Linked DNA regions of Homo sapiens: region 1 is linked to region 2. The links are chromatin loops, found by intact Hi-C in ENCODE. Cell type or tissue: IMR-90. All regions are shown on one strand.

The links. Hi-C counts contacts between places; a loop is a spot of excess contacts. Peaks named below come from ENCODE experiments on the same cell type or tissue, not always from the same donor. Only the 100,000 strongest peaks of a DNase experiment are listed, where the experiment ranks them.
Region 1: a loop joins it to region 2, with 2.5 times the contacts of the local background. A loop is called at or near these places in 1 of 110 quality-filtered maps.

What each region holds. Positions count from the first base shown.
Region 1 is chr14:32,591,846-32,595,845 of GRCh38, reverse strand. All of the region lies in intron 5 of AKAP6 (A-kinase anchoring protein 6), which reads right to left. Among named protein-coding and RNA genes, the nearest start is that of AKAP6, 260 kb to the right of the region's middle. In IMR-90, no CTCF peak of the experiment used is centred here; a DNase peak (open chromatin) is centred at 2,405.
Region 2 is chr14:32,893,375-32,897,374 of GRCh38, reverse strand. No RefSeq gene overlaps it. Among named protein-coding and RNA genes, the nearest start is that of NPAS3, 44 kb to the left of the region's middle. In IMR-90, no CTCF peak of the experiment used is centred here; no DNase peak of the experiment used is centred here; H3K4me3 peaks cover 407 bases.

The DNA of each region.
Region 1 (4,000 bases), 300 kb after region 2:
GCTTTATAAGACCCAGCGTAGAATAAATGTGTGATTAGGGTTTAGTGTATAACACAGAGTGGTCGGGCCTTAAGCAAACTAAACAGTGATATGCCTTGCCCAATGGGATTCAAGTTTTTTTAAAAAATTTTATATAGGAATTATGCTGACCAAGCAAAAACAAGGCTAAATTAGCTGGGTGTGGTGGCATGCACATATAGTTCTGGCTACTCGGGAAGCTGAGGCGGGAAGACTGCTTGAGCCCAGGAGTTCAAGGTTACAGTGAGCTATGATCATACCACTGCACTCCAGCCTGGGCAATAGAGCAAGACTGTGTCTCTAACATAAAATAAAATACAAACAAGATGGAAGTTTATATTCTGTATAATAGCTGGATAGGGTTTGTGGGAGCCCATGCTGGGATCCAGGTTCAGCAGAGCCTAGCAGGGAGCTTGTGGAGAAAGAACTGATTTGTACACGGGCCTGAAGATAATCCTACATTATAGCATGAAGCAGGGAGCCACAAGCAGCTCAGTGTGGCTGGGGCAGGGTGCAAGCAGGAGAGACAGCAGCTATGGCTACACAGGACTTGACCCCAAGAACCATGAAAGAGTCATGGAAGAATATGCCAGTGACATGGGAGAGTGGCTGGTGCAAATCTGTGATCTAGAAATCTTTCTAGCTGTTGCATATAGTGTTGATTTTTAAAGGGCAGACTGGAGACAAGGAAGCCATTTAGGAAGCTGCTGTGGTAATACAGGCCAGATGTTTCTGCGTGCTCATATTTTTTTTAATTAAAAAAGGTATGCTTTTCCTTCTAAGTGAATAGAAGAAAAAATGGAGAAAATCTTCTGTCTTTTTAAGTTTTTCTCAGTGCGTGAGAGAAGCATGTGCCAGAATTTAGTTCTTTGGCTGTTCTGATGATAAATACCAGAGGTTATTAGTCAGGAGTCTCCAAATGTGAAAGACATATTGAACTGATGAACTTTTACTCCCACTGTCATTTTAAAGAGATGGTATATATGCTGATGAATAAGACACTTGACGACACTTTTTCTTCACACAAAAGATTTTTACTACCCTAAGAAAATGAAAACTTGCCTTTTTACAAGGGCAGGAGGAAGAATGTGTGTTCAGTCAGAAAAGCCAAGCCTTGAAAAGTCACCTGCTATCTGCCTCAGGCCATCTCTGCCCAGGCTCCACTCTGAGCTGTGCCCAGAACCACTCTCCATTCTCAGAGGGGCTCCTGGGGGAGAAGAAAGCCATGATCCTCTGTGTAGTTTCTCTTCTCCTCTCCACAATGCCATCCAAAGAGGATGGGCAGAGGTACCAGTCCTCAAAATATATCTTTAAAATGCCATATATACCAAGAATCGGAAGATTTCTATGAGTAAGCATTTAAGAACCTCCTGAAAACTTGATCAGACATTAGATAGCCATCAAAATGAAGACTAAACAATCATATGGAAAATACATAGAACATGCCACAAAAAATGAAGATTCCAAATTGTATCTATGATAAAATTACATATATGTAAGTAAATAGTCTTAGTACTTAGAAAAAGACTGCAAAAAATACAACAAAATGTTAATATAATTTGTACAGGGTTGAACTTGGAGTTACCATGGTCTGATCTTATGGAACAAGTTCTGGGTGCTTTAGTTTTCTGAAATATAAAATGGAAATCATACTATCTAACTTGCAGGCAGCTGTAAGAATTAGAGATAATGAATGTAAAGCATTAAAACACGGAGAATTGGAGATAATAAATATAAAGCGTTAAAGCAGTGCCAGGCAATGAGTGAGGCTAAAAAAATCATTACGAATTTTAAAATTCATTTTCTCTATTTTCCAAATAGTCTACGTAATAGATGGTACTTTGTGACATTTTCAGGTGATAAGGGTTCTTTATTGTTGAGGTTCTCTGAATTCCTCAAGGGCAGATACCAGGTTTCCTTTGCTGTGTGCTTCTACCCAGCACAGGCCTTCCCACAGAGGACCCCCCAAAACATAAATGCTGCTGTATGAGACATGGGGAAGAGCAAGCCCAGACTGATAATCCAATGATTGGGTATTCCTTTTGCCTCAAGTGTGTGCCCTGGGATGAGTCATTTAACCCACCGTGGCTTCTATTTCCTTATTTATCATCCAGGCATTTGGACTCAATATTTTCCAGCCCTTGAACACTTTGGTTTTATCTTCTCTAAGCCAGGCAGTTAAGCATAGGCAGCTTGGGAGAATTTTGATTTATTTTAAATCAGAGCATTTTCAAAAGGGGAAGAATCCCAAAGGCTATCTAACCACTCATCTACCCAAGGGCAGCTCTGTCTCTCAACCATCCCAGGCAGATGTGTCCCTTCTATTTTTAACCACCTCAAGGGAAGTCTCTTCTAATGTCTCATCCTGAGTCTGCAACATTTCTTGTAAGGAATTTAAGAGCTCTGTGAAGAGCAGTGTAAGCTTCCCACTGCTTCACATTCTTTTGCCAAGTCATCCCTCCAGTGCATGGGTTGGAAATCAGAAGCACTGTGAGAATATTCCAACAAGACCCACACATCCAATCAATCAACAAACCCTGACCATTTATTTCCCCTTCTTCATCTCTCCTTATTGACTGACACTGCCTTAGATTCAGGCTTTCATCATCATCCCTTGCCAGGTCAACTCGAATCACAACCCTCCTCAAAACTAGACTTATTTCTTATTTGTTGCATGTCTATGAAGGTGCAGGTAGTGTCTTAAGCTTGAAGGATATGGCTATAAACAAGATAGACATGGTCCCTGCCCTCACAGAGCTCACAGCTGTGTGTGTGTGTGTGTGTGTGTGTGTGTGTGTGTGTGTGTGTGTGTGTGTTGGGGTGGGGGTAGGGGACACTGTGTAAACAAGGAATTGCAGTCAGCTGTGTCAAGAGAGTTATGACATGCTGTAGAATGGGGCTGTTGACAAGCAAGGGCTCTGGAGCAGGACAGCCTGTGTTCAAATCCTGGCTCCTCCATCACTCACTGTGTAGCTTTGGCCAACCTCTGTGTACTCAGTTTCTTCATCTATAGATGACGGGAAATGTTAATACCTACTTCATGGGGTTTATTGTGAGGATGAAATGCCTTGATACATGCAGAATGGAGCCTGGCATACTGCAATAATGCAAGTGGCTTTATTATACAAAATGACCTTCCTACAAAACAGCTCTGACATTAAGACTCTCCAATGGCTTGCCAGGGTAGAGAATAAGACCCAGGCCCTGAGCATGACCTACAGGGCCCTCTGAGATGCCAGCTAATGCAACTTCACAGGCTACATATCTGCCTTGAAATGTACCTGGATTGCTTAAAGTTTCCAGCTCACACCAGCTGTCTTGCTCCGATTCTACTCTGGCTGGCACTTCTGCCTGGCAAGCTCTTCCCCTTGAAAAGCCCTGGGCATCCTTTAAGATTAATCTCAGGTGTGACCTTCTCTAGCAAGCTCTCCCTAACCATCTTCCACCTAACTGGTTTCCCCACCCTTGGCACCCATAGTACTTGTACAGAGCTCAAACCTTCACATACTACGTTGTGTTAAAATTATTGATGTGTCTGCTTCGCATAGATGAGTTCCTTGAGAGTAGAACTCTTTATTTTACTCATTTTTGTATCCTCAGTGTCTAGGACAGTGCCTGGCACACAGCACATAACTAGCAAATGTTCAGGGAAATGAATGCATGGAGATTTGTACAAAAAACCTCCCATGTAACTTTTAAACAGCTTGTGGCATTTTGGGAGACACTGATACAATCACTCTTCACTTGGAAGTAGTTGATAAATGTCCCCAAATTTTACTCAGTGAACACCATGTAAATGAGCTGTCATGTTCCTTCACTTACAAAATTACTTGCCAATTACAGTTAGATGATCCCAGCGTAATTGCCATGTAAACTGTACCCTGGCTGAGATAGCCCAAATCATCAATTAACTTTGCCCTCTCATCATGTGGTACTTACCACATAATTAAATAAATGGTCAGCCGCTACCACAATTGTCTAT
Region 2 (4,000 bases):
GAAACTAAACCAGATTCCTGTTATGTCCCTATTTATGGGAAAGTGAGAAACTTGACCGATTCTAGTGGACATTAACAACGGGAAGGCAAGCAACGGAGTCTAATGCCTTAAGATTATAGTCAGTAGAAATAAAATGGAAAAAGAGGACAATAAAAAAAGCTGTGGTGTGACTGTTTTGAACTGAAAGTTTCTAACCACAGAAAGGAGCTGACCAAAAGTAGCTGGACTAGGACAGTTGTATGCCCAGAGGAACAGAGATTTTGAAATCCTACTTTGTGGAACAGAACACCTAACCAAAACTGGCTACCAGTAGAAAATAAAGCCCCAAACAGTCTTTCCTGCTGACGTGTCTTTTAGTTTGTAAAATGTTTTTGAAACGGAAGACTTAGGATTCGCCTTCACTACCTGGACTTGACTTTTATGCCAAATTAACATATAAAGATGTCATCTCCCTCCCTTTTTTGTCAACAAAAAGGAGACAGAACCAGGCTCTTCTCCTCTTTACAGTTCATTATCTATTACGAGAGGTACTTTTCTACCCCGAGGAAACTTCCCATTGGGTTTATGATTATTATTGAACTATCACAAACATTTTGGCTTCATCAGTTTATATTAACAATCTCATTAGCTCAGATAGATATTTTCAGCAACAAAAAAATGACCCTTATTGTATTATTTTAGGTGGGAAGTCCATCTTTTTAAAAACAACCACATTATTATAAAAACAAATATGTAGGAAAGAAGTCTTTGGCCACAGGAGGGAACTTAACCAAAGTTCCATTGACAGATCTTAGTACAGTAAAAAAGAATTCAAGCTTAAGACAGAGAACTGAAAATTGAGCACAAGATCTGCTCCCATAATCTGGGAATTTTATGACCTCCCTAAAGGAAAGAGTATGTGGTCTGTTAAATCTGATAATAAAATATCTCCTTGAGGCCTTCAAATGTAATGTGTCGGATGCTCAATCCATTCGGTACAGGCCAATTGGACAGCTGTCAGCCCCCCCAATTCCAGGGTAGTCCTTCTGGTGTTATTGCCACAGTATACAGCCTTCAGAAAAAGGATGCAAACTATAAAGCCAATGAAATATTACAAATATTAGGATAGAAATATTCGTTCATTATATATTTATTAAATGTAACTGAATATTATACCTATATATCTACTTTTCTATATAGGACCTGGAAAGATAGAAATTAAATTTTTAAGTGGTTATCTATGGAGTGTGACATTGGTAAGCAGTCTTTATTTTTTATTTTGTGTATTACTGTATTGATTTTTTTTACAGTGAGAATTTATTAATTTAGCAATTTAAAAAAGCCAAGACAGTTTTTCTTTCCTAAAGAACATATTAGGTAATAGGAGACCAAAAAAAAAAAAAAAAATCTGGTTGTCTCAGACAAGCTCAGTGCACAGTTAAAACTAATTATTTTGGGGTGATCTTGTGGCTAAGAAATCATGATGTGAGAAAGATTATTTTTATATTTACTAGAACATCTCTATAAATTCACTACTTTGTCCTAATTTTTATTGTCTTTGAGATTCATTTAGATTCGAGTAGTTAGCAATTATTTCTGCCTCAGGAGGATAAATTATTACCCTAGGTAAAGCAAGTCAGAACCATTACTAAGGGTTCATCTCAACCAAAGAACATGTTAGAGTACCAATTCTAGAGATGCATGTTGTAAAAAGATCACTCTGATGGTTTGAGATTGGAAGCTCATCATCAAGAAGTAGAATAATAGCAAGACCATAGCTTTTGTGCAAGATCATGATCAACACTAAGCTACTTAGAAAACTGGAGTATTTGGGGCCTGGAGCCCTCTGTATCCTGACATGTGCAGTCTCACACTGAACAAAGCAGGTGTTTAAATACACAAATTTCCTGTGAGAATGGAGACAAATAACCAGAGTGCAGTTAGATTTGTTTGTTTGGCAATATTTTTTAAATATGTAGTAGAAACAAAGGATCTAGTGCTGAGGTGCTGAGGTGAGGAAAGGAGAAGGGGAATAAAGGGTGAGAGGTAAGGGGGTGCTTAAAGTTGTTCCAACCAATTTCATAAATCAAGCCACTGAGGAAGGTATAAGAAGTGAAGACCAAGTTCATGAAAGCCCAGAAACTGAGGATTTGCGTGTGAGACGTACTCTCTAAAACAACTGAACAAGGAGAAAAAGGGCGAGAAAGAAATACTTCATAAAGCCAAGCCTAAACTAATGCTTTTTGCCCTACACCTTCACATTTACACTTAACCTAAAAAGATTAAAATATCATAATAATTCTGAGATTCCTGGCTCTCAAGATTTCCATTATGACACATCAATAAAGCAAGGCAAGGTGACTGAGAAAGAGCGGCCGGCTTTCATTTCCTGCTCATTTGAAGGTCACTTTTGGAGATAAAGATTATATTTTTGCAGAACCAGAGGATACACGAACATTTCCAGGAACTTGTAACATCAGATGTTCTGAACGAGCAAAGGAAAATGAATGATCCTATTAAGATACTTCTGACCATAAATCAGAGGTGTTAAGCTCTGACTGGCTAACTTCAGCTTCCCATTTGACTCATTTGAAAATGGAACTGATGTGAATGTAGATTGGAGGAAGATGCTCAATGCCATTAGAAGTGGCTCATAAGCTGCTCCTCACGGATCTCAGATTGAAATACAGTGTGCCTAGCACCCGGGGACAAATATTTGCATCGTATCATTGTTAAGTGACTCTGTCCGAGTAGCAGAAAAATGGGTGTCATGCCTGCAATACAAAAGAATTGGTTGTGTTAAAACATACAGGCCTGCAGGGAAGGGTGGTGAGCAAATTACTAATGCCTGGCACTTGGAAAGGGTGATTGCGTTTTTGAGGTTTTTAATAAGGGATTTTTTTACCCCTCTCCTATTTGCACAAGCATCTATTTCTCCCTATGCTCTGATGTCACAAAATTTGCTTGCTCTAATATTCGTGATATTTTGCTTTGACCCTCTAAGGGAGCAATTCTTCAGCAAGGGATATGTGGACTCATTTTCTGCCATTTGTTCTGAGTTCTTAGTATCCAGGGACTTGTTCCTAGGTAGCTTGGTGAAGTTCTGCCACTCACTCACAGGCAAGTGACTTAACCTTTCAGAGCCCCAGTTTTCCCATCTGCAAAATGAAGCTTAAAAAATTCTCATCCCAGAGCGGTGCTTTGAGGCATAGAATTGGATTTGTTAAGGAAAAAAAAACCTGGCACTTAATAAATGGCCAACGAATGTTATCTTTCTTCTACTACAAAGGTGCCATGTGGGTAAAGATGAACTCCTTGACAACAAAACCCCCAACAATTAAGTGATCAAAGAATTATTTTTCCTTGCTGAAAACATTGAATGCATTACCTTTGCTTTTCCAGGGCTCCATGCAGTGTCGGACACACAATAGCTACTCAATAATGTTTGTCTCATAACTGTTGTTTAAATGACCCCTATCAATGCAAACAGATCAGCCATTTCAATGGTCAACTGAGGGGGAAAGAAGCTATCAGAACAGCTGAAGAAACGTTGTCGGCGAGCATCTGTGATTGAGGCGAGTGTTGGGGAACTTGGTGAGGGCCTCTGAAAGCCTCTCTTCTGAACCATGTGTGATCGCCATGCCACGTGCCGCTAATCAACACAATGCACAGGGCAGAACATTAGAAACAGCTGTTTAAGGATTTAACAAATATCGCTTATCCTTAAATGTGCCATGGTGAAATACATATATACTAGTCCCTGCAAAGAACAGAGCAGAGACACCCAGCCATGATCTTTAAAATAAACCAAATGGTATCTTACATATTCTAATATAACTACCACAGGCATTACAATTAGGAAAGTCACATAGGAAGGCAATTAAATGATTAATTATTGAAAAAACACCCTAAGAGCTAAATAATGACTCAATCTCTAAATTATAATTTTATCATCTGGGCAGTTTCTTATCCTGCAAGTTGTTGAGAAATAGTGCTAAATATTTTTCATACTTAGAGTTTG